Linked DNA regions of Homo sapiens: regions 1 and 2 are each linked to region 3. A link is a loop called in an ENCODE intact Hi-C map of the cell type or tissue named here. Cell type or tissue: CD14-positive monocyte. All regions are shown on one strand. Each heading gives the region's core, and the rest is flanking DNA. Links, peaks and the distances in the headings are about the cores only.

What was found. Peaks named below come from ENCODE experiments on the same cell type or tissue, not always from the same donor. Only the 100,000 strongest peaks of a DNase experiment are listed, where the experiment ranks them.
Region 1: it touches region 3 in a loop (8-fold over the local background); 2 of 110 quality-filtered maps call a loop at or near these places.
Region 2: it touches region 3 in a loop (5-fold over the local background); 2 of 110 quality-filtered maps call a loop at or near these places.

What each region holds. Positions count from the first base shown.
Region 1 is chr13:80,165,556-80,173,542 of GRCh38, forward strand. It overlaps LOC105370275 (a long non-coding RNA gene), which reads right to left and starts at 839. Exons shown (of 3, transcript XR_942116.3): 1 at 759-839. In CD14-positive monocyte, for the core only: no CTCF peak of the experiment used is centred there; DNase peaks (open chromatin) are centred at 2,596 and 3,096; H3K4me3 peaks cover 2,157 bases; H3K27ac peaks cover 1,941 bases.
Region 2 is chr13:80,441,239-80,449,225 of GRCh38, forward strand. No RefSeq gene overlaps it. Among named protein-coding and RNA genes, the nearest start is that of SPRY2, 100 kb to the left of the region's middle. In CD14-positive monocyte, for the core only: no CTCF peak of the experiment used is centred there; a DNase peak (open chromatin) is centred at 3,203; H3K4me3 peaks cover 619 bases; H3K27ac peaks cover 930 bases; H3K27me3 peaks cover 283 bases.
Region 3 is chr13:80,044,008-80,051,994 of GRCh38, forward strand. No RefSeq gene overlaps it. Among named protein-coding and RNA genes, the nearest start is that of LINC01080, 37 kb to the left of the region's middle. RefSeq lists an enhancer at 4,932-5,181. In CD14-positive monocyte, for the core only: no CTCF peak of the experiment used is centred there; a DNase peak (open chromatin) is centred at 5,004; H3K4me3 peaks cover 465 bases; H3K27ac peaks cover 499 bases.

The DNA of each region.
Region 1 (7,987 bases), core at 1,182-6,181, 120 kb after region 3:
TTAAAATTTCCATAAAGCAAGCAGAGGGTGGGAGCATCTCCAGTTACTATCTCAGAAGGGACTTAGGAACTATAGGTTAGGAACTCTAACTATAAATAATATTGATTTATTAAAATCCTATAGTGATTAGAGATAAAATGCTTTTTTAAAACAGTACATTCATTCACTGATTCTCCCATTTATTCAAGAAATATTTGCTGAATGCTTACTATCAGCCCTTGCCTGGTGTTAACTCATCTGGCATTGAGGATACAACAGTGAACAAAAATGAGACATTCTCTACCCTCATGGAACTAGTCACTGGTTTTCTGTTTGTTTGTTTGTTTGTTTTCTGTTTTGAGACAGTCTCACTGTGTTACCCAAGCTGGAGTGCAGTGGCACAATCTCAGATCACTGCAGCCTCCGCCTCCCGGGTTCAAGCCCCCCGCGTAGCTGGGATTACAGGCATGCACCACCATGTCCAGCTATTTTTGTATTTTTAGTAGAGACGGGGTTTCTGCATGTTGGCTACGATGGTCTCAAACTCCTGGCCTTCAGCCATCTGCTCACTTTGGCCTCCCAAAGTGCTGGGATTACAGGCATGAGCCACTGTGCCCAGCCTAGTCACTGTTATTAATGGCAGGTGTGTAATATATATGCATGAGTGTATGTAGATAAAGATATAGAGATAGAGAGACACAAACTCAGAATTTAAATACCCTCCACTTTTTGGCAGGAAGCCCCAAAGAGTTGAAGAGGAAGAGAGCCATGCTTCCCACCTTCCCACTGTGGAAATTAAGGGGAAATAATCACTCTTTTCCCATCTCCCAGCACCCAAGACCAGACATGCTCTACTCAAGGAATTTGAGCTTTGAGAGTGCATGACAATAGCTCAGAAGCAATAGAAACTTTTCAAGAATTCTGGTACTAAAAGAGTTCTGAATTCAGCAGTCTCAATGGTGAGGTTCTGAACAGACACGAACCCTGGTGTGGTCTGGCTTATCTTGCAGCGGCTTAGCCTCGGGCTTTCTGCCAATTTCCCTTCCTTGATTTCTCGGCAATCTCATCTATCTCTCTCCTATACCTTTTAATGCTCCAGTTTAACAAAGTTGCTTTCCTTGATTTCTCGGCAATCTCATCTATCTCTCTCCTATACCTTTTAATGCTCCAGTTTAACAAAGTTGCTGTTTGATGTTTGCCACCAATAATAGTGACTAGTAGAAGGAGACATTAAACAAACAGTGATGGCATTATTAATTAATTCTAATCATCATAAGTGCTATGAAGGAAAGGTGTTTTTTTTTGTTTTTGTTTTTGTTTTTGGTAGCAAGCAAGAAGATATCTGAGAAGCCTGAGACCCATGCCACAGTTCCCCCAAAGGAGCAAGGGAATGCTGGAAGTTACTGAAGGAGAGGAAAGCATGTAGAATCCCTGGATCCAAGGCAAAGGAAGAAAGCACTAGAATTCAACTTGGGTCTGCAAAAATGAACCACAGGAAGACCTAGACAGGCTTTGGCATCGCTATCATGGTAACCTTTGCTACTCATAAACAACAATTCACAAGAACCTCAGGAAAGATTTGTATTGCTCCCATAACTTCTACACCAAATCCTGATAGGTTATGACTCCTCCATTCACATGATGATAGCCCAGTGCAGGTCCCATCACTTCTCCTCTGGAATCCCATCCCAGATCCTGGCCTTCCACCTTTCAAATCTCTCCTTCTTTTTGCCAGCCAAGAGATTACTCAAAAATACCTAGTATGTTCATGTATGTGATCATGTCAATTCTCTTCCTTAAGTCCTTCAGGGCCACTCAATCACCTAAAGAAGTTCATGCTCCCTAACAGACATAAAAGCACCCCATAATGTGGTCCTGACTGCTTCCCCGGTCTTGCTTCTACCTCTCACCACCTGCAACTTTGCATTCTAGCAACATTGCACTGCTTGAAATTCTTCAACCAGACCAGGTGGTTCCATGTCTCTGTGCCTTTGCTCATGTACTGGGTCCTCTGGACCTGAAACACCCTTTCTCCTACCCCTCTCCATTCTCCCCACTAATTCATCTTTAATGAGTGAGCTCAGATTTCATCTTTTCATTCAAGAACTTTCTTGGAGCCCCTGGGTTGAATAAGGAGCTCCTTTAATAACATGTATATACTTCTATCATAACACCACATTTTATTGAAATAATCTTTTTATGTCTTGGACTTACCCATTAAACTATTAATTCCTAGGGGAAGAAAAAGGTTGTGCCTAATTTATTTTGATATTTTCAGCACCTAGCAAAGTTCCAGCTGAAAATTAGGCTCTTATAAAATATGCTAAACTAAATTATGTGTATAATGTTCTCATTAACATCAGCTACCAAATTATAACTTCTGGCTTTACTGAGGGACTTGATTTAATAATATGGATTCCTAATGTTTCTTCAAGAATTGTCTCTTTCCCCTTATTCTTTGATAATTTTAATAATCAATAGGATCTTCCTAGAAAAGTTAGAGACAGAATTGATGGAGAAAATAGCAAGACAAGAAAAAGAAATATGAGGGAGTGATGTTGCTGTAAAAAAAGATGAGTCACAGATGGAGACATTTGCAAAATGCAGAAGGAAAGAGTAGGAAATGAGGAGGCTTAATTATGGTGCATGATTCAACCACAGATTAGACTGCTGTATCTTCCTTCCAGTTTTCTTCACTTCTATTTAAACTATATAAATCTGGCTTCCTGATGTAATCTATTTCTAGTAATGTATATTTGGCCCTGACGTGTAATTCCTGTCATGGGCCACATCAACCTGTGAAAGACAAAAACCAGATTCCTGACAAGGTTTGGCATGGGAGCCCCTGCCTGAATTCCCCGGGCCACCAGCAAGTAAGACTTGCAAAGGCCCTGGAAGAGGAGCAGGTTCCCAGCTAACTACAAGTCCTCAAGACTCAACTCCTTTCTGCATAAACTCTGCCAATAGTCCTCTATCTTTAACAGAGGAAGAAGGGTTGAAAAGCCAATAGCAGAGGGTTTTGATACTATATGTCCCTGGCTTAACCCCATTTGATAACTTCCCACTTTGTATGACCTTGAGTATGTTGTTTTACTTCTCCAAGCCCAGTTTCCTCATCTCAGAAATAGGGAAGTAACATTGCTTAATTCACAGGGGCTTTTTTAGTGACAAGTGAATGTTGATGTATTTGTGCTGCTCTTAGCACTGTGCCAGGAACGTAATGACTGCATTCAATAAATGATACACATTCATTAATTCTTTCCAGCTGAAATAAATCTATTTTGGCCCATGATGGCCCATTAGGTCTTGTAACATGAGGCCTGACCCCAATACCCTCCTTTTGTGTAACTTGTACTGTATCTTCTAAGTAACCAAGGATGCAGCAAGCTCCTCTGCCCTGCCCTGGTCATCTTCGCAGAGATCATGACTCTCTCACTGTCTGGCCCACAGTATCACTGCCCCTCTGGAGCACTGGAATGATCCTGCTAACACCTAGGAAGATCCGTCTGTAAAGTATGCTAGACTTACCGCATTTGTACTTTCAACCTTTGAGAGTTTGTATGCATCTATGTGTGCTGCTACATGGCTCATGTGTAGAAGCAAGTACTTAGCCAGTGAGTAAGCCTGACTGACTGTTCAGCCTCTACATCTTAATTAGTTTTTGTGAATTTAGGGATTCTGGATGTCTCAAAATGTTTCCTTTGCAAATGTCAAGGGTACCATGTATGTAGAGCCCAATCTTCCAAAAAAAGCTCCATATGTCAGCTAGAAACAGAAGTATCTTAACTGAGTGAAGGTTGGAGGTTCCTGCATGAGGTTTCCACAAATGGGTTGTAGAAGGTCTTGGATTCTACAAGGTCTCGGTTTCTCTTAGGAGACCTTGGTCTCCTAAGGTCTTGATCTCTCTGGCAAAGTTAGTCCATAGTCATGACCCCTTTATGCTTCCTGCTGTTGGTAGATGTCATAGAAACCTAGCAAACAGTCAAATAGCACACTACCAAGACTGCCAGAGTAGGATTTCTTTTTAAAACCCAACATTTCTGGGCACATGCAAATGTCATTTCCTCTGTGAATGTGAAGTCCCCTCGGACTTTTCTCTTTTCTTTTTTTCTTTTTTTTTTTTTTTAGATGGAGCTCTGCTCTTGTCACCCAGTCTGGAGTACAACGGCATGATCTCATCTCACTACAACCTCCACCTCCTGGGTTCAAGCGATTCTCCTGCCTCAGCCTCCTGAGTGGCTGGGATTACAGGTACCCACCACCACGCCCAGCTAATTTTTTTGGATTTTTAGTAGAGACAGGGTTTCTCCATGTTGGCCAGGCTGGTCTCAAACTCCTGACCCCAGGTGATCCGCCCGCCTCAGCCTCCCAAAGAGCTGGGATTACAGGCATGAGCCACTGCACCTGGCCGGACTTTTCTCAAATAGTGTTCGCTATTTCATACTCTGTGCTTCCAGAGCACTCTATGCACAACTCATTACAGCATTATAGCATTTTAGCTGTGGGTCTTTTAGTCAGGGCCATCCTAATAAAGACCATAGTGGGTGGCTTATAAACAACAGAAATTTGTTTCTCACAGTTCTGGAAGCTGGAAGTCTGAGACCAAGGTGCCAGCATGGTCAGGCTCTGGTGAGGGCCCTTTTTCAGATCTCAGCCTGCCATCGTCTCATTTATACTCATGCTGGGGAAAGAGAACAAGAGAGGTCTCTGGGGTTCCTTTTACTGGAGATCTAATCCCCTTCCTGAAGGGATTTTATCTAATCCCCCACCTTCATGACTAATTACCTCCCAAAGGTCCCATCTCCTAATCACATCACATCGGGAGTTAGGATTTCAGCATATGAATTTCAGGGAAACACAAACGTTTAGTCCATAGCGGTCTCCTTCACCAGCCTTAGCTACTTGATAACAGAGACTCTATTTTAATCTTCATATCCCTAGTGCTTATCTTCTACAGTTTTTGGCATGTGGTTATTTCTTAATAATTTTTTTCCCCATAAGAATGAGCCAGGGAAGGCAGTACTCACAATGTGCTAGCAACTCTCCAAGCCATACTTCTATGGAATTGGGTAATACCTGCTAATTCCATAGAACAGAAAGTGGATAGATTACACAGCCCTAATTTTAGCTGTGGAGAGTTTTCCTGGACTCCTTATACAAGGGGATTCTCCCTAACCTTTCCTAGTGCCCCCTAGATTGACATCTCCTAAGGTCTTAGTTTCTCTGGCAAAGTTAGTCCACAAGGCATACTCTCATTATGCTTCCTGCTGTTGGTAGATGTCATAGAAACCTAGCAAATAGTCAGGTAGCACACTGCCAAGGCTGTCAGAATAAGATTTATATTTTCAAAAAATTCTCAAAGATAGGAGCAAAAGCAGGCGTGCCCTTCTCTTGTGACCTGTCACATCCTAGGGCAGTACACAGAGACTCCCAAAAGTCTAGTCTCCAGAGGAAGAGCCTCAGACCTTTAAACTGAGTGACTGGGAAATACCAGCCCCTCCTCTGGCACAATCAGGGGCTGGGATCTCATAGCCACATGATGGACGAAATCTTAGCTCCAACCCTGGTCCATCAGCCAAGCACTTACCATTAGGGAAGGAAATATTCTGGGGTCCAAACTGTATGGCTGCAGATATATAATATGGCAGGTCAGTGGCATGGTTTGTACTGCAGCATTCATGGCTGGAGTAGCACCAGCCCCTCCCCTGGCATAATCAGTGATCTTGAGATCACAGCTTACATGCTGTGGTAGGCAGGTGACCTTTTTGGCCACTTCGAGGTTCATGACCTGAATTACTCAACTGTGGCTGCTTTCACGTAGCTTTGCAGGAGGAAAGCCTAGGGGCGATTAGTACTGGACAAGTTAAACCCTGGTCTTTCAATGGACTTAGTCAATCCTTGTATGGTCTTGACTCATTAGCATCTGCTAATCCCTCTGAGTCTGAGTAAAATTAATCGGTCAAATTCACATTGAATTACTTCTTAAAAACAAAGTTATTAACACTCCTGTCTCTAAAATTAAAAGTGATCATTAAGCCTGCAAGGGTAGCAGCACCGTCTAACAGCCCAATGCATCTCTAGTGCCTATGCTACTGCTTTTGTTGAGTGAACGAAAGAATATTTTTAATTATGGGAATTAGACATCATTTTGGTTTGACTTTAAATAAAATGGGATTCAAATGTGTTTGCTATTTCCTAAAAGTAAATGATCCTGACAACTATAATGAGTAGTATTTAAAAAGGTCATCATTTTTATACCCTACCTCTCTACTCACCCCAGCAATCAAATAGTACCCTAATATCTACTTCCTGTCACGTGTTAAGTTTATCTAGAATAAAGGGCCATGGATTTAGTGAGAATCTAAGAAACAGCAGGAGCACGCAGGTCCTGCTTCACTAAAGAAAATTCATCTCCAGGTAGGCGCAGTGGCTCACACCTGTAATCCCAGCACTCTGGGAGGCCAAAGCAGGCAGATCACTTGAGGTCAGGAGTTTGACACCAGCTTGGCCAACATGATGAAACCCTGCCTCTACTGAAAATACAAAACTTAGCCAGGCGTGATGGCGGACACCTGTAATCCCAGCTACTTGGGAGGCTGAGGCACAAGAATCGCTTGAACCTGGGAGGTGGAGGTTGCCATGAGCTGAGATCACGCCACCATACTCCAGCCTGGGTGACAGAGACAGACTCAGTCTCAAAAAAAACGAAATTCATCTCCAATCATTGGAGGCATCATTGGAGGGCTTACTTACATCAGGAGCCTGCAAGGGGCATTTTCCAGACCTCCTGTCATGACAGCATGTCCTTATAAGATGGCACATTAGAATCAGCTGGAGATTTGATAAAAACAAACTAACAAACAACAACCAGATTTAGACCCCATTCCTAAAGATTCTAATTTAATTGGTTTGGGGTGGGGTGTGGGTATGACTGTAATCTGAAGGCAAACCATGTGTAAGCTGAATATGGTTTGTGCTGCTGCTGAGAACTACACAATACAAAGCATTGCCTGCATCTTGATGCCAATGTGGGAACTGATTTTCACTGTTTATATAGAAATAAAGTAAATACAGAAACCCAGAGCATTTAGAAATTTTTATAGTAAACTTACTGGGTAAATTATGTCTTTTAAATCTAATAAGAAGGTATCAAATATTATATTTCTAGTCTCTTATTTTTCATGTTATTTCATTTTTCTAGTAACAAAATTCATTTGTATTGTATTTAAAACAATACCAATTCATAATGGATTAAATATTAAAAACCGAAAAACCTAGCCCTTCACCTCAGTTTGCTCTATCTCTGTCTGTCTCTGTTTCTCTCTCACTCTCTCTCTCTGTCACTCACATATACACACACACACACACACACACACACACACCCCACACAGCAGAACTAGCAGAGAAGAGCAATAGTTACCAGCCTTCTTTGAGAATTTAGTCTGCTCTTTATTGCTCTGTCCCTGGCTCCCAGGGACAAAAAAGGGGGAAAGAAGAAAAATAAAAGAGGAAGAAAAGAAAAAAAAAGAGAAGAAATAAAAGGAAGAAAGGAGACAACAAAAGAAAAAAGAAGGAAAAAAGAAGGAGGGAAGGAAGGAAGGAACGGAGGGAGGGAGGGAAGAAGGGAGGAAGGGAGGGAGGGAGGGAAGGAAGTAGGGAGAAGGAAGAGAGTCATCTCACATTGACTGTGGCAATGCTGTATAAATTGATATTACAGGCCTTTCTTCTCACAGCCAGGAGAAGGTGGAGTGAATCTGTATACAGCATTTTTAGGGTCTGTATCTTCCCTTGCTCTGCACTTGTGTTCTGATGGTTTCAAGTTATTCTCCAATATGGTATTGACTCAAAACGTTGACTCAGAGAACTGGATTAGAGGAAGTACATTGAACTGGGAACCGAAAGCCTTGAGTTCCACTCTTATTCTGCCATTAACCAGCAGTGTGATGTGGGAAAGCTGCCAGATTGGTGAACTCCAGCTTTTTCATCAGAAGATGAAAGAGTAGGGCTT
Region 2 (7,987 bases), core at 1,182-6,181, 400 kb after region 3:
TTTTATTGTTGCCTGTTCTTTTGAAGTCATATACATGAAACCTTTGCCTAGACTAATTCTTAAAGTGTTTTCCCTAAGCTTCCTTCTGGTAGTTATATAGTTTCAGGTCTTACATTTAAGTCTTTAACCTATTTTGGGCTGATTTTTGTATGTGGAAAGAGATAGGGGTCCAGTTTCTTTCCTCTGCCTACAAATATCCAATTTTCGCAGCATCATTTCTGGACAAGAATATCCTTTCTCCAATGTATGTTCTTGAGACCTTTGTCAAAATCAATTGTCTGTAAATATGTGGATTTATTTCTGGATTCTCTATTCTGTTGCATTGGTCCATGTGTCTGTTTTTGTGCTGGTACCCTGGTGTTTTGATTACTATAGCTTTCTAATATATTTTGAAGTAAGGCAGTATGATGCCTCCAGTTTTGTTCTTTTTGCTTAGGATTGCTTTGGGTATTTGGGGTCTTTGTTGGTTCCATATGAATTTTAGGATAGTTTTTTCTATTTCTGTGAAAAATGACATTAATATTTTGATAACGATTAAATTGAATCTGTAGATTGCTTTGAGCAATATGATAATTGTAACAGTATTCTGATCCATAAGCATAGAATATCTTTCCATTTGTTTGTGTCCTCTTCAATTTCTTTCATCAGTGTTTTGTAGTTTTCTTTTTAGTGGTCTTTCACTTTAGTGAAATTTATTCCTAGTATTTTACTTTATTTGTAGCTACTGTAAATGAGATTGCCTTCTTGGTTTCTTTCTTAGTTCATTATTGGTGTATAGAAAATGCTACTGCATTTTGTATGTTGATTTTGTATCCTACAACTTTACTGAATTTAGCTTTCAGATCTTAGAGTCTTTAGGTGGAGTCTCTAGGTTTCTCTAGATAGAAGATTACATCATCTGCAAAGGGGGACAATTTTACTTCCTCTTTTCCAATTTGTATGCTTTTTATGTATTTGTCTTGCCTATTGTTCTGGCTAGGACTTTCAGTACTATGTTGAACAGATCTGGTAAAATTGGGCAGCTTTGTTGTGTTCCAGCTCTTAGAAGAAAGGCTTTCAACATTTCCCTGTTCAGTATTATGATAACATTACATTAGTCATATATAGCCTTTATTATGTGGACATGTTTTCCTTCTATGCCTAGCCTGTTGAGAATTTTTATGAAGGGTGGTTGAATTTTATCAAATGTTTCTTCTGTGTGTATTGAGATGATCATATGATTTTTGTTCTTCATTCTGTTGATATGATGTATCACATTTATTGATTTGTGTATACTGAACCATCTCTACATCCCTGAGATAAATCCCACTTGACCATGGTGTGTTATCTTTTTGATGCACCATTGGATTGGATTTGCTAGTATTGTAAGGATTTTTGGATCTATGTTCCTCAGTGACATTGACCTGTAACTTTCTTCTTTTGCATCCTTGTCAAGTTTTGGTTTTGAAGTAATGCTGTCATCATAGAATGAGTTAGAAAGAATTCCTTCTGCTTCAATCTTTTGAAATAGTTTGAAGATAATTGGTGTTAGTTCTTCTTTGTAAGTTTAGTAGAATTTGGCAGTGTGTAAACTGGACTGGGCTATTCTTTGTTAGGAAATTTCTATTGCTGATTCAATCTCATTGCTCATTATTGGTCTGTTCATGCTTTCTATTTCTTTCTGAATCAATCTTGGTAGGTTGTATGTGTCCAAAAATTTACACATTTCCTTTGGATTTTCCAGTTTTTCAAGTATATAGTTGTTTTTGTCTCTGATCTTTTGTATTTTTGTGGTATCAGTTATAACATTTTCTTTTTCTTTCCCAATTTTGTTTATTTGGGTCTTCTTTTCTCTCTCATCCCTTTTTTATTAGTCTAGCTAGTGGTTTATCAATTTTATTTCTTTTCAAAAAACTTTTCATTTTATCAATCTTTTATATTGCCTTTGCATCTCTATTTCATCTATTTCTGCTCTGATCTTTACTACTTCCTTCCATCTACTAATTTTAGTTGGCTTATGCTTGCTTTTGTCTTATTTTTTTAAATGAAGTTACTTAACCAAAAAATGTGTGATCAAGTCTGCTGTAGGTGAGAGCCAATGTGCTTATTTATGTAAAATCATTATCCATTAATTCTTTCATGTTACCCAGATTAACTTTTTATATGGAATACAGCCCAGTTTCATGTTCTTATTTCGTAATACTTTTGAAAATATTTAAAATACAGTCCAGGTTTCTCTTGTCACTAAGTTAAAAAAAAAATTCTACCTTGGAGTGATAACTTCTTCCTCCCCCTTCTCTTCCTCTTTTCTTCCTCCTCCTCCTTTCTTCTTTTTCTCCTCCTTCTCTCTTTTCATACACACACACATACAAACACCAATACACACACGTACATATTTATCAATAATTGGGTAGATAACATATAAATATTGGGAGCTTTTCAAATAATTTCAGTGGGAAAAATCTCTCATTTCAGTTGATATTACTGATATTTTAATATTATCAGTGATATCCTGAATAATCATGTGAATCTTTGAGGTGGATTTGCCTTTCTTATGAGCCTCTTAACATTTCTCTGTGCTTGTTTTTTCTAGGATCTTAGAAGCAGTGAGGAATTCTTATTCATCTTCACCCTAGTTGTAACTGATATTGTAGGTCGACTCTCAATTTCCATTCCAAACTCCTTCTCCCTTGACTTCTTTACAAATTTTAATGAGGGGGAAAAACACTAGAGATTACACCTCTTGTAAGTCAGACTGACCATCTGACAAATTTCTGAGCTGAGATTTTGATAAAAAAATTATCAGGGAGCACTGCCCTCCTTCCCTTGCCAGGTAAAAAGGCAAAGCCAGGTAAAGAAGAAGATTTTACCATCACCTTGCAAACTTTTTTCTTTTTTGGGATGCACAGAAGTTTAGTAGTCTTCTTGTGTACCTGAGGATGCCTCATGTGCTAGAAAATGGTAAAGTAACGTAGAAGCATGCTCTTCTAGAGCAGCAGGATGATTCTTATTTGAAGGATATCACCCCATCCTTTAGTCATTGTTTGTTGTGTTTTCTGTTGTTTGCAACCACACCGAACCCTAACTTAGTAGTCTTACTCTCACCTCTTCCTGTTTTCTCTGAGATTGTGCTGTAATTTCTTCACCTCCTACATCTGAGGAGCTGCCAGCCAGTATGACTGATGCCTTCCTATCCTCACATCTCACTTAATGGACACAATGCCCATAAAACAGTGGAGTGACAGGGGTTATGATAGGGCAAATGTGACCTTATTTCACCATCATCTGATGTCTTTCATGTGTCTATTTTTAAATGTCTTGTCTAGAGGGTAATTTCCTCTTTCCATTGCCTCTGTCACTTTGTCTCTCTGTAGTAATATTAACATGTAGTTTTACTTGTTTCACCCAGAAGTATGCTGAAATAACTATTTTAATATTTATTACAGAACTGTAATAAGTATCTCCTCATGTAATAATGGAGGAGGAAATTGGCTGTTTGATGCCATAGTTTAGGGAGCAAGGATAATATTGAATTAGGTTTGTTTGAATTATGCAAAAGTAGGTCAAATTTCGAAAACAGGCTAAAGAGTAAACAACATGGGGATTATACAGAAGGGGTGGACAAAGAAGAGAATGGAATGAGGAAGGAAAGGCCAGAGAGGAGGCGTAAGGTGGAGTTTAAAATTGGATAAAATGGTTCACAGGGAAAAAAAAATCACAGCTATTAGGGTCACCAAAGGACTTTTAAAATAAGTGGATGCAGCATTTAGCTCGCATAGATGCTTTGCTTAAATGTGAAGTTTGCTCTGTGTCTTCCCCATCTTCAGTTAAATCTTCTACATTCCTAAATGATTTTTGGATAGAAATCATAGGAGAAGACTTTCATCTTTGGTTCAACACTATACCAAATAGATACTGTAAGTGCAGAATGACTCCACAAATTCAACTGAAATCACTGCTTACAGTGTTCTAAGGCTTCCTGAAAATCCCAGAAATCCTACAGAATGAGGTTTGAAACAGTGACATGTCCCTTAAAGAGCTTTGTGAACCCAGTTGGTATCTGAGTGAGACTAAGATAAAAATGATTACATGATATTAATAGAAGAGTATATCCTAGTCATGAGATATGAAGTTTTACTCAAATATTGCTTTAAGTTTAAGAAAGTTTGGAAGAAAGTTTTTTCCCCCCCAATTTTTGCTTTTTTCCTCTATACATAATGAAAGCTTATGAGGTGAAGGGGACTGTATCTTTTTTTTTTTTTGTCAATAGATTCCCAGAATTTAGGTCAGTGCAAGTCACCTAATAGGTCTCAATAAAACTTTTTTGTCAGGCTCACACCTATAATCCCAACACTTTGAGAGGCTGAGGCAGGAGGATTGCTTGAGGCCGGGAGTTCAAGACCAGCCTGGGCAACAGAGATTGTCTCTACAAAAAAATTTTTAAACAACTACCTGGGTGTAATGGTGCATGACTGTAGTCCCAGCTACTCAGGAGGCTGAGGTGGGAGGATTGTTTGAGCCCAGGAGTTCTAGGCTGCAGTAAGCCATGATTGGGCCACTGCACTCTAGCTTGGATGACAGAGCAAGACTTTTTCTGTAAAAGTTAAAAATAATAAAAGTATTTGAGTGAATAAAATTAATTTAGAAATATAAAAATATGAAATTTGGAGAGTGTACAACTTGATAAGTTATAAGTTCTTTTGTTCTACCTTCCATGTAGAGATAATACTTTGTTAAAAATTAGTTTCATATTTTATAGAAAAAAATTTTATATTGCTTCTTCAAAGTACCTGAATGAATCACTGTAAGCAGTGATTTCAGTTGAATTCATGGAGTCATTCTGCATTTACAATATCTATTTGGTATAGTGTTAAACCAAAGATGAAAGTTTTCTATAATTTCTATCCAAATCATTCTATATATTCTATTTTATATATATATATATATATATATATTCTGTATATTCTATCGAAGGCCTAGAATATGTAGTGCATTACAGGTGCTTTGAGGAAACAACATGAAACTTTCTGCAGTATTTACTACTACAGTGGATGAAAAAATGGTACTTGTTGGTTGTCACTTTTTTTTTTTTTTTTTTTTTTGGAGTCTCACTCTGTTGCTCAGGCTGGAGTGCAGTGGCACGATCTCGACTCACTGCAATCTCCGCCTCCTGGGTTCAAGTGATTCTCCTGCCTCAGCCTCCCAAGTAGCTGTGACTATAGGCACGTGCCACCACGGCCAGCTAACTTTTGTATTTTTAATAAAGATGAGGTTTCGCCATGTTGGCCAGGCTGGTCTCAAACTCCTGACTTCAGGTGAACTTCCCACCTCAGCCTCCCAAAGCGCTGGGGTTATAAGCATGAGACACCGCACCCTGCAGTTGTCACTTTTTTTTTTCTCTAAAGAATCGTTTTGCCAAACTTGATTCATAGTAGAATTTTAGTTTTTTGTTCTTTGTTCTTCTTTTGATGCTAAAATAAAAGTTAATTTTAATAAAATTGTTATAGATTGTTAAACATATTTTAACTAAGGCAAAGTAACTATAAGTAACTAACAAATAATGGAAATTTGGAAATAATTTCTGTTCTGATCACCTTGATTTAAAGCCAGCTTACTCCAAAATGCTGTCACATTGCTTTTATATAATCATATGCTCTCAAGTTAGTTCCTAGAAAAGCACAACAGACGTACAAACTGCAAATAAAAGGTCATTAGTGTCTGGATGTGGGATACTACATATGCAAGTATTGTTTTGAATAATCCTGATATTTCTCAGTCTTATTTACCACAATCCTCTTTCTCCAAATATTTTCCTCTTATATTTCACTATCTGAAGATGGCCATTTTTCTTCAAAAGCCATAGATGCTATCAGACAAAAATTTCTCCACTTAACATTGTGCTTTCCCTTTCTAAGTTGTGTTTAGAATTTATCAATTTCATTGTCTTTTAGCTAGTTGCAAAATCTGAAAAAAATGGTGATTATATCTATGTCAGTATTCTGGTTGCTATATTCTTCTATAGGGTTACCAAAAAAAAATATTATGATTAGGGGAAACTGGGTAAAGCTTACATGCAGATCTCTGTATTATCTTTTTTTAAACAACTGTATGTGAACTTACAACTATATTAGTAAAATTTTCATTAAAACAAAATCTGAGAGAAGTCTATTTCTAAGCAGAGCAGGTTGACTTTGGAGACATAGGCAGGTGAAGATTAATGTAAAATATTGTCTAGATTGTTAATGAATGAGTAAATTAATATATTGTAATATAGTGTATCCTTCTGCTACATAATCTTTCTTTACTACTAATTTATTTCTTTTCAATTACAGGGTCTTCCTTTTTAAAAATAATTCCTGCTTTACTATGTCTTCAATTTCTCCTTTTTGAATATTATGGTGGCTTTACTTAATTTTTACCCAAATTTATTGCTTTGTTATAACTTCCCACAGCTTCTGATTTCTGATTTTGAGAATCCATGTGGCTTTTGGATGTGTGAATTCAATTCTGAAGACTTGCTGAGGCTTGGCCATTCAGCTCAAATTATCGGCATGACCTAGTAACTGGTTCAGTAGTAGATGTATGAGAATCACAGATCCAGCTGAATTCCAGAAAATATTGTGAAAATTCAAGTTCTCTGTGGTTTGAGGACATGAAGCCTGCCTATTTTTTGCTACTATAAGAGGAGTCAGCTGGGCTTAAGTTTCATGTACAGAGATGAGCAAACCTAAAAGAGAGCCAGAGAAAAGGAGCCCCTATTGAAAATTAACTAAAGCCTATATCGTCTTTGGACTTTTTTCAAATGCATGAGATAAACAAACAAACAAAAAACAGACTTTCACTTTTCTTATTGCAACATATGAATCTCTCTAAACTACACTGATACTGAATTCAGTAATGGAAAAGAGGGTGTTGTAAGTAAAAATGTGAAACCAAGGAGAGAGTAGGTAGTGAAGAGAATTGCTCTGTCTTGTGCTGGAGAGTTGGCCTTCCTCATTCGTAGTTATAGGGGAGTTTACTAACCTGTGGCCCCTTGAACTCTGAAATAAGCATCATATAAGAAATGTCATAATGCTAAAGTATGTTGAAGCCTTCTTTTAATGTTCACTCTTGTCCCTTGATGAAGAGATAGGCTTCATTTGAAATTATACCTTCTGGAAGTTGAGAGGAGAAAAAATATGCTTTGTTAAGCAGTGCCTTCTGACTGCAGACTGTTACAAAAAACGATCTGAAATTTGGTTATCTGGTTTCTTGTAGGTTGGAAATGACAAATTCCTAACCCCAAGCTGAAGTTAATATAAGCAAAATTAAAGAGAGAGGGGACTGAAAAAGAGATAAAATTAGGGTAGAGGAAGAATCTGATTTCTCCAATTTTCCCCAGTTCCTCTCTTGAGTGTTCTCTGCCTCTTGGAAGGTAAAATTATTTCTGTGCTGGTGAAGTCCCTGGGATGCAGTCTGGGAGGAAGGAACACATCATCTTTGCTCTGTCGGTCACATGATTTTTGGTGGAAGTCATTCTACTTAGGGCGAGGAGTGTGCATAGAATACCAAAGCTGGGCTGCTAGGAAACAAAAATCTGGGGGTCCAAGGCTGCGTTTGTCAATTCTCACAGAACAACATCTCTGGCTTTTACTACTGGCCCTTGACACTAGCTGGAAGGAAATAGATCATCTTTCTTAATCCCCTAAGGGAGCAGTATTGCCAACAAAACCCAAGCAAGCCTGGCTAAAAATAGCTTATATCTGTTCAACTCTTCAATCTGTCTCTAGTCCCCACCTTTACACTATAAGAAAGTTGACTGCTAAAGAAGTCAGTGTAAGGCAGCCATACCATTTTCCATCTCTAATGTTGCAATGGTGGAGAATGAACAATGAACATGCTCCCCAAAAGCTGTCCTTGGAACTGTTCCATTTGGGAATAACTAAGAACATTTTTTTTTTTTTTTTGAGATGGAGTCTTGCCCTGTCACCCAGGCTGGAGTGCAATGGCACGATCTTGGCTCACTGCA
Region 3 (7,987 bases), core at 1,914-6,913:
GTGAATAAATGAAGGGCAGAAATATGATCAGAACTGTTCTCTCTCTAGATCTATCTATCTATCCTGCCATAATCCTTGGTGATATGGTTTGGCTCTGTTTCCCCACCCAAATCTCATCTTGAATTGTAATCCCCATGTGTTAGGGTAGGGGCCTGATGGGAGGTGATTGAATCATGGGGGCAGATTTCCTTCTTGATCATGATAGTGAGTGAGTTCTCACAAGATGTAGGTGTTTGAAAGTATGTGGCACTTCCCCCTTCACTCTCTCTCCCCTGGTCCACCATGGTAAGACATGCCTACTTCTCCTTTGCCTTCTGCCATGATTGTAAGTTTCCTGAGGCCTCCCAATCATGCCTCCCATTAAGCCTACAGAACTGTGAGTCAATTAAACCTCTCTTCTTCAAAAATTACCTAGTCTTAGGTAGTTTTTTATAGCAGTGTAAAAACAGACTAATTCACATGGGGACTAGAGACAGCTCATTCCCTAAATTAAAAAAGAAGTACCTAAATAAGCTACACTAAAATTATCTGAGACTGTATATTTATGCTTCTATTTCCATCATGGGATAGCAAGTTTCTCAACGGCAAGAACATGTGTATTTAACTGTCTGGTACATAGTCATCATTTACCGCAATATACAAAGCAACTTACGTCTCTAGAAAGTATGTTGGCCCTTTATCCTCATCTATTTGACCTCTCAGCATTCTGCCCCTGGTCCTCTCCACCAGTGACAGCACTAAGGCCCATGGACTTGAAGACCACCTAAAAGCTGATGATTTACCAGACTGGAACTCTGGTTTCAATGCTTAGCATCTGTGGTAGCATCTCAAATGTAAGAGAATTAGTAGTTCTGTCTTTTCCTCTATCCCTTAAAAGCTGTTTGTTCCATGTATCCTTCATTTCAGAAAATGGCATCACCATCCTCTAAGTTCTTGCTATGGCCTGAATATTTGTGCCTCCCCCCAAATTTATATATTGAAGCCATTATTCCCAGTAGATGCTGTTTGTATGCAGAACTTTTGGAGGTAATTAGGTCATGGGGTAGAGCCCTCATGAGATTAGTGTCCTTATAAGAAGGGACATAAGAGATGATTTCTCTATCCATCATGTGAGGACACAGCAAGAAGGCAGTCATGTGTAAACCAGAAAGGGGGTCCTCTCCAGGAAATGAATTGGCTGGCACCTTGATCGTGGACTTCTCAGCCTCCAGACTGTGAGGAATAATTTCTGTTGTTTAAGCCCTGCAGTCTATTTTATTTGTTTTGGCAGCTGATGAAGCTAATGCTCAAGATAAAATCCTGGTTACTTACCTTGCTATTATGCCTCATGTCTAAACCATAAGCAGGCTCTTCAGTCCTACTTAAGCAGCATACCCAGAATCCACTGAACTCATTTTATCTTTACTGTCATTGTCCTCATCACAGACCCATCATCCTCCATTCCTCCAGTGGCAGCCACACTGATTTCTTTGCCCTCTCTAGTGACCCTTCCTTCTGCCTATTTCCACATAGAAAACAGGACAATCTTCTAAAATTGCAAATTAGATCATATCATAGGTTAGAACACTTTAATTGTTCTCAGTGGACTTTGGGAAAAAAACCAAAAAAAAAAAAAAAAAAAAAACACCCAAACATTGGAACTCTTTTTCAGAGTGTATGACATGGCCTATGACATTCTAGAAGATCTGACCTCCCCACTAGTCTCTAGTCTCATCTGGGATGCTTTCCCATCACCTGTTTTGTTCCAGCCACATTGGTCATTGTTCTTTCCTTCAAATACACTATTATCTTATTTACTTATTTTCTAGTTTTGTTGTTGTTGCTTTTTTTCTTTTTCTGAAACAGGATCTTGCTCTGTCACCCAGGCTGGAGTGCAGTGGTGCAATTGTAGCTCAGTGCTTGAACTTGAACTTTGAGCTCAAGCAATCCTCCCACCTCAGCCTCCTGAGTAGCTGGGGCTACTGGCACTCTCCGCTATGCCTGGTTTATCTTTTTTAGTTTGAGTATAGACGAGGTCTTGCTGCATAGCCCAGGCAGGTGTCTTCTAGTTTTTGTTTGTTTGTTTGTTTGTCTTTTGAGATGGAATCTTGCTCTGTCATCCAGGCTGGAGTGCAGTGGTGTGATCTCAGCTCACTGCAACCTCCACCTCCCGGGTTCAGGCGATTCTTCTGCCTCAGTCTCTTGAGTAGCTGGGATTACAGGCGCACGCCACCATGCCCAGCTAATTTTTGTATTTTTAGTGGAGATGGGGTTTTACCATATTGTCTAGGCTAGTCTCAAACTCCTGAACTCATGATCCGCCCACCTCGGCCTCCCAAAGTGCTGGGATTACAAGTGTGAGCCACCGTAGTTTTTTACTACACCCCCTCTAGTTTTTTACTACACCCCCCTCACTAGACCATTAGCTTCTTGAGGCAATGGATCTGCTTTTCTTTTCACTATCCTTTCTCCAGCACTTAGACCAGGACATACACTGTAACAGGCCCTTAGCAGATATTTGTTGAATGAATTAATTACTACAAAATGAGAGCTTGTGGAAGTAGGCTGAATTGAATGAGAGAAGTAATGACAGTAGGAGAAATAATAGCACACCCTTGGAAAAGAAATTGGTGAGGAAAGAAATCACACAACGAAAAGTAAAACTTTAAGAGATTCTGGATGTTAGGTTTTAATAAGTTTGGATCATGCACCCCTTTACAAATGTTATGACATTGTATGACCCACATTTTCAAGGTGTTCCTTGGATACTCTGAATCTCAATCAAGATCCTCTCAGCAAGGGTCATGGATGCCAGTATAATAATTTCTAGAAGGTGATCACTGACAGCTTTACCTTCTGGGGGAACACTTCATTCTGAAGATTAGCCCCCATTTTACATTGCCACTTTTTTGACATGTCAACCATTATCTCAAATTCCCCCCTTTAGATAGACAAAAACGAGAGTACCCACCTGGTGCTGAATTAACCTTGAGAAATTTTAGGTTAGGTAAGGCTGTGTAGGATAAAATATAAAACAAAAAAATTACCTTAAGAATCTGTTTCCCACAGTGGAGTTCCTCCAGATACAGCCAACTTTGCTAGGTTTCACTTAATTATAATTAAAATATCATTATTAAAATTTCTCAGGAATTACACTGTGCTCATCGCTTCCAGAAAGAAGTAAATTATTGTCAAACTGTGTGGATACAGATCCTTGGGTCGAATATAGTTTTTCCACTGGATTAGTCTAAAAGGTAAAAGAAAATGCATGTCTTTAGAGCATTTCCTCTTGTGCACATTCAAATATACAGTGTGTTGAAGGCCTGGGAGGCCATCCAACCTCCTACCTGTTGGATTACACTAGGATAGTGTCACATTTTACTAACACTCCCTAGAAAACCTTATTTTAGAAACATTTTCCGCCTCATTTTATCTGAGTTTGCTCAAGGAACTGAAATCGTCGTGTGCTGAGCTCAATGCCATGTGCAAGGTCTCCGACTAGCACACAGAAAACTCTAAGGAACTGTAATTCAGTGATTCTTGCCATCTGCAAGCCTGTGGAATTCAGGTGCCCACAGGAAGGAATGGAGAGGTTTTTCCAGCCTGACCATATCAGCCGTCTCACCACAAGAACCTTCTGTTTTGGCTGTCGTCCCTCTATCAGACTCAGGCTGTTCTTTATGGCCAACTGTGAGTTTAACGTGTCTGGTTTACATTCTGTTGGTAAAGTGTTTCTCTCAGTTCCAAGCTCCTTTCCTTCCATCCGATGGCTTGACTGCTTTGTATTCATGTTTGTTTTTTAAGAGGAGGTAGGATGGGTGGACGTTAGGGACCATAAAACAACTCTAGAAGTTTGCATTCACAAAATAGTGAAATTAATACTAATAAGGAGAAAGACAGGCACTGATAGTGCAGCAGAGAAAATCCAACAAGTAGGATCAGAGGTGTAAGGATGTGGTAGGTGATTAAATAACTCTGTCAGTGTGGAGTGGGCAGTAACTAACCATTTTATTTTTAATTTTTTTGGTGAATTAAGCAGAAGTTTTAATGACTATCCCTTTCTCATATTTGTGAGGTGTGGGCTGCTGTAAGCTATAGAACCATGGCAAAGGGCTTAATGGGGAGGAAAACAGTTTTAAAATTTCTCTTAGAACCCAGCCCACTGGAATTATGAAAGCAGCCTCAGTAAGTAAGATAGACTTGCATGCGTCCAGTTACAGAGGTGTAGGGAAAGGAATGACTCTAGTTACTGGAAACTAGTATTTGCATTGGACAACATTATTATTTGAATTGGATGGTGGAGGCAAAAGTACATCTTAACTTTATCAAACATGTTTCAGATGCAATTCTTAATTCCTCCACTTAAGGCCATTATGCTTGTGGATACAGGATGATAGTTAATACTTTTAAAACACATTTTAAAAAATTACCTTTAAGCTCCTCAAGTATTCTAAGGATATTCTTAAGCTCCTTAAGAATTCCAACAATAATTTGTTTGCAGGCCAAAGACTGACACCTGCTATATCCTATTGTTGATTATTTTACAAAAGTAATTTAGTTATAGAGGCTTCTATAAAAGCATGCCTCACTAATTTTGTGTGCCTAAAAGAATCAGAGAAACATGCTTAAGAAAATATTTTCCCTCCCCAGGGAGTAAAACAGGCTGGGCTGTGCCCATCTAACAAGGTAGCTTGCATTTTAAGGTTACATTCACTGGGATGAAAAAATATTTTAGTTCAGGTAATTTCTGAAGATTACTCAGTTAAAGGTAAATGAAATATCTTCCTCAGAATAAGAGGAGCTCAGCATTTAAGGGACCTGCTTTTCTAAGTTCTCCTTCCCTTCCATTTTTATCAGCTGGATTGAGAGTGGGTGGTTCTCACTGATCACCACCAAGGATAGCTCAGAGCGCTGAGCCTTTGCAGCTTAGTAACTTGCAGGAAGCGCTTCCCTGTTCACTCACAGGCACATCACGCTTCAATCTCCCCAGGGAGGGTGCACTCGAGGTTTGAGCGTGGGGGTGGAAATGGAGGCGTTTCCGTTCTATTTTGGTTTCTCCTACTGACTGGCTGCTCAGCTGTTCATGAGTCATCCTAACCTCAAAATCTGTCATTAAAACAGAAATAATGATACCTATTTTCTGTGCCTTACATGAATTGCATGAAGACATTATTCATATTTCTGAAATACATGTGAGAATTAGTCAAGGTTAGCTGTAAGAAAAAGTACAATGGAATTGTTTTTAATCCATGATAGCTATGCTTTTATCATTTAGATTTTGAGAATTCTCTGTACTGAAAAATGAAGAATGAGAAGAGATCCTAATAAGGATTAAATTTGACAAAACACTTATTTGATGAACTGGATTAAGATACATACAGTTTTTTTAAATATATGGCATAAGAATGTATTTATTCACATGTTCACTTAATAACATTTTATTGAACATCCCGGCATTGACTTAGACACTAGAATTACCACTATGACACAGAACCTCTCCTAAAGGAGACCACTAGAAACAAGACTACATGATTCTAGGTGACTGCATATGCAAATCTGGTGATATTTGAGAGATGTGCATTTTAATATCATCTATACCAGTGATTCTTAAAACAGAGATTAGGAACTTCGGAGAGAAAGAATTCAGCTTCATAGGAAGAAAAAAATCTACATTTATCGTGAATATGTTTTTCTACAGCTTATTTTATATTACTTAGTTGTTCTTTTTCTAAGCTTGTAAGTTTAATGTTTATATTTTACTCATTCATATTTAGAAATAAAAACATTAAAGACGTGAGTTTGTCTCTGGATACCATTTTGTCCATATTCTATATATTGCTTTTCCTATTTAGTGCTGTCAGTATTATGTAATAAATGCTCTATAATTGAAACTTTTATTAGGTGATCCTATTAACATTTCTAAATGATAACATGACTATGGTTTAGTTTTTGCTGTCAGCATCCAGCAAGCTTACATTAAGCAGATTTGTTTGCAATAGCAGTTTCTTTTGTCTTTCTCGTAAAGTGCAAGTTCCTCATGTGAATTGTTATATACTTGATCTCTGGCTAGGAAGAGTGTTTTACAGCAGCCCCATTTAATTCTTCCTGGTCCATCCATGCACAGGCTTCTACCACATTAAGCATCTTTACTACACACTCCTGTAACCAGACTTCTGCCAAACTGAGCAGTCTTTATAGCAGGCCCCTACAAACAATAAAAGCAAGTTTCTTTATTTGGGTTTGGAGAACAAAAATAGAAATGGAAGAAACTACCTGTTCCTTATTCTCTCATTCTAGGTCCAAGAGAAGATACCCTCACAAATTGGCATTCTCTCCTTGGGATAGATGGGAGAACTCTGTGTGTGATATTATTGAGCTGTCTTGGACTTGAGCTCAGTTATGTGGTTTCCTCTATTTCCTGTCCTGGGAAGAGATGAAAGAGTAGCCCTGAGCCTCTGTGCAGCAGCATCCAGACACCATGGCTAGAATCCCAAATTCTTAGCCTCAGTCTATGAGCTGGGCTTAGATCTTTGATTATGTTGCCCTTCCCTCCCAAACAGGGCTGCCTCCTCAGTGGTTCCTCTCTCCCAATCTTGTCACATGACATATGTGGTTCCTTTCTTAGTGCTTTATTTCTTCTACCAAACATCCGCTCAGAGAGAAGTAGGATTCTAATTATTATTGTCACAATGGTTTTAGCTCATTTAGTAGAAATAAAATTTATAAAATATTTATAAATAAATTTATTCTTTTAGCTAGCTCATGCTGACCAATATATAAGGTATTTTTTGATTCATGATAAATTTTGAGCCAAAACACACTTGCCATCTGAACCCTAAACACGTAAGTAGGATGTTTCCCTTTCTTTTGCTAAGGGACAAATTTCACGATAATATTTTGTGCAAAGTGCACATACACAGGTGAGCATTTTCCTTCCATTCTCACCTCTCAAAGTAAGATAATGAAAAAACCTTAGAAATTTGTACAAGAACTTAATGAAATTAGATTTTTTAAAAATTAGATAATTCTCAATTCTCTGCTTCTAATTCGCCAGATTTTGCATGCTCCTTTGGGCATTCTCTTTTTCTCCTCAGAGTTTCTTGGTTCCCATCACACAAAATGATCCTTGCTAAAGGTATCAGGATCAAACCCTAACCTCTCGTTCTTCAACTGTCCATTTAAATTCCATCAATAGGCTCATGCAAATTACAGATGTTGTGAACAATTCTTTTATTGGGAGAAATTGAAAGAACACTATTTTAACAGTTTAATCAGCATCAAATTAACCTTGCTTAGTCCTGTTCTCAACTAGCAGCTAGTCTTCTGACCAGTCCCATGACCAAGGGCCCACATGTGTCACCAATCGCTAAATATCTGACATAGCCATCTTTGAGTATTTACCTGGAAAACCTACTCATCCTTTTCATTCTATACCTTTATCTTCATTCTCTCATCCATTCTCTGATGCTTTGGCATTCTACCCACTACCTCTTCATTAGTTAAGTGGTTGCTTCTTTCTATCTAGCCAGACTTCCTGATGCCAATTCATGTCCTGACCAAATTTTTGCCTCTCACCTCCTGCTTCCCTTTCCTCCATCATCATGTTCACACTGACTTTCTCCTGAGACATCATCTGTAACTTCTTTAAGGACCTTCCTTATGTTGATGACCTATCTAAGGGGCCCTCTATCACCCACATCATGCTATTTTTAGCACTAGGAAAGGTGGAAACTGCTCAGAATATTTATCACGTGTCTTTAACAGGATCCTAATTTTCATGTACTACTTCTGAAGATACATTATAAGAGAATTCCAAACTGCAGAACAAAGGGTAAGTCTACAAAGGTGCTCAGTGTCTTCATTTATAACAGAAAAATAATTAGAATATGCTAGCCACAAAAGAGTATTTAATAATAATAAACCACCCGATATACCTTAATGCAACTATTAAAATTATGTTTCTAAAGAGAAAGCACTGTAATTATATGGAAATATCACTACAGCATTA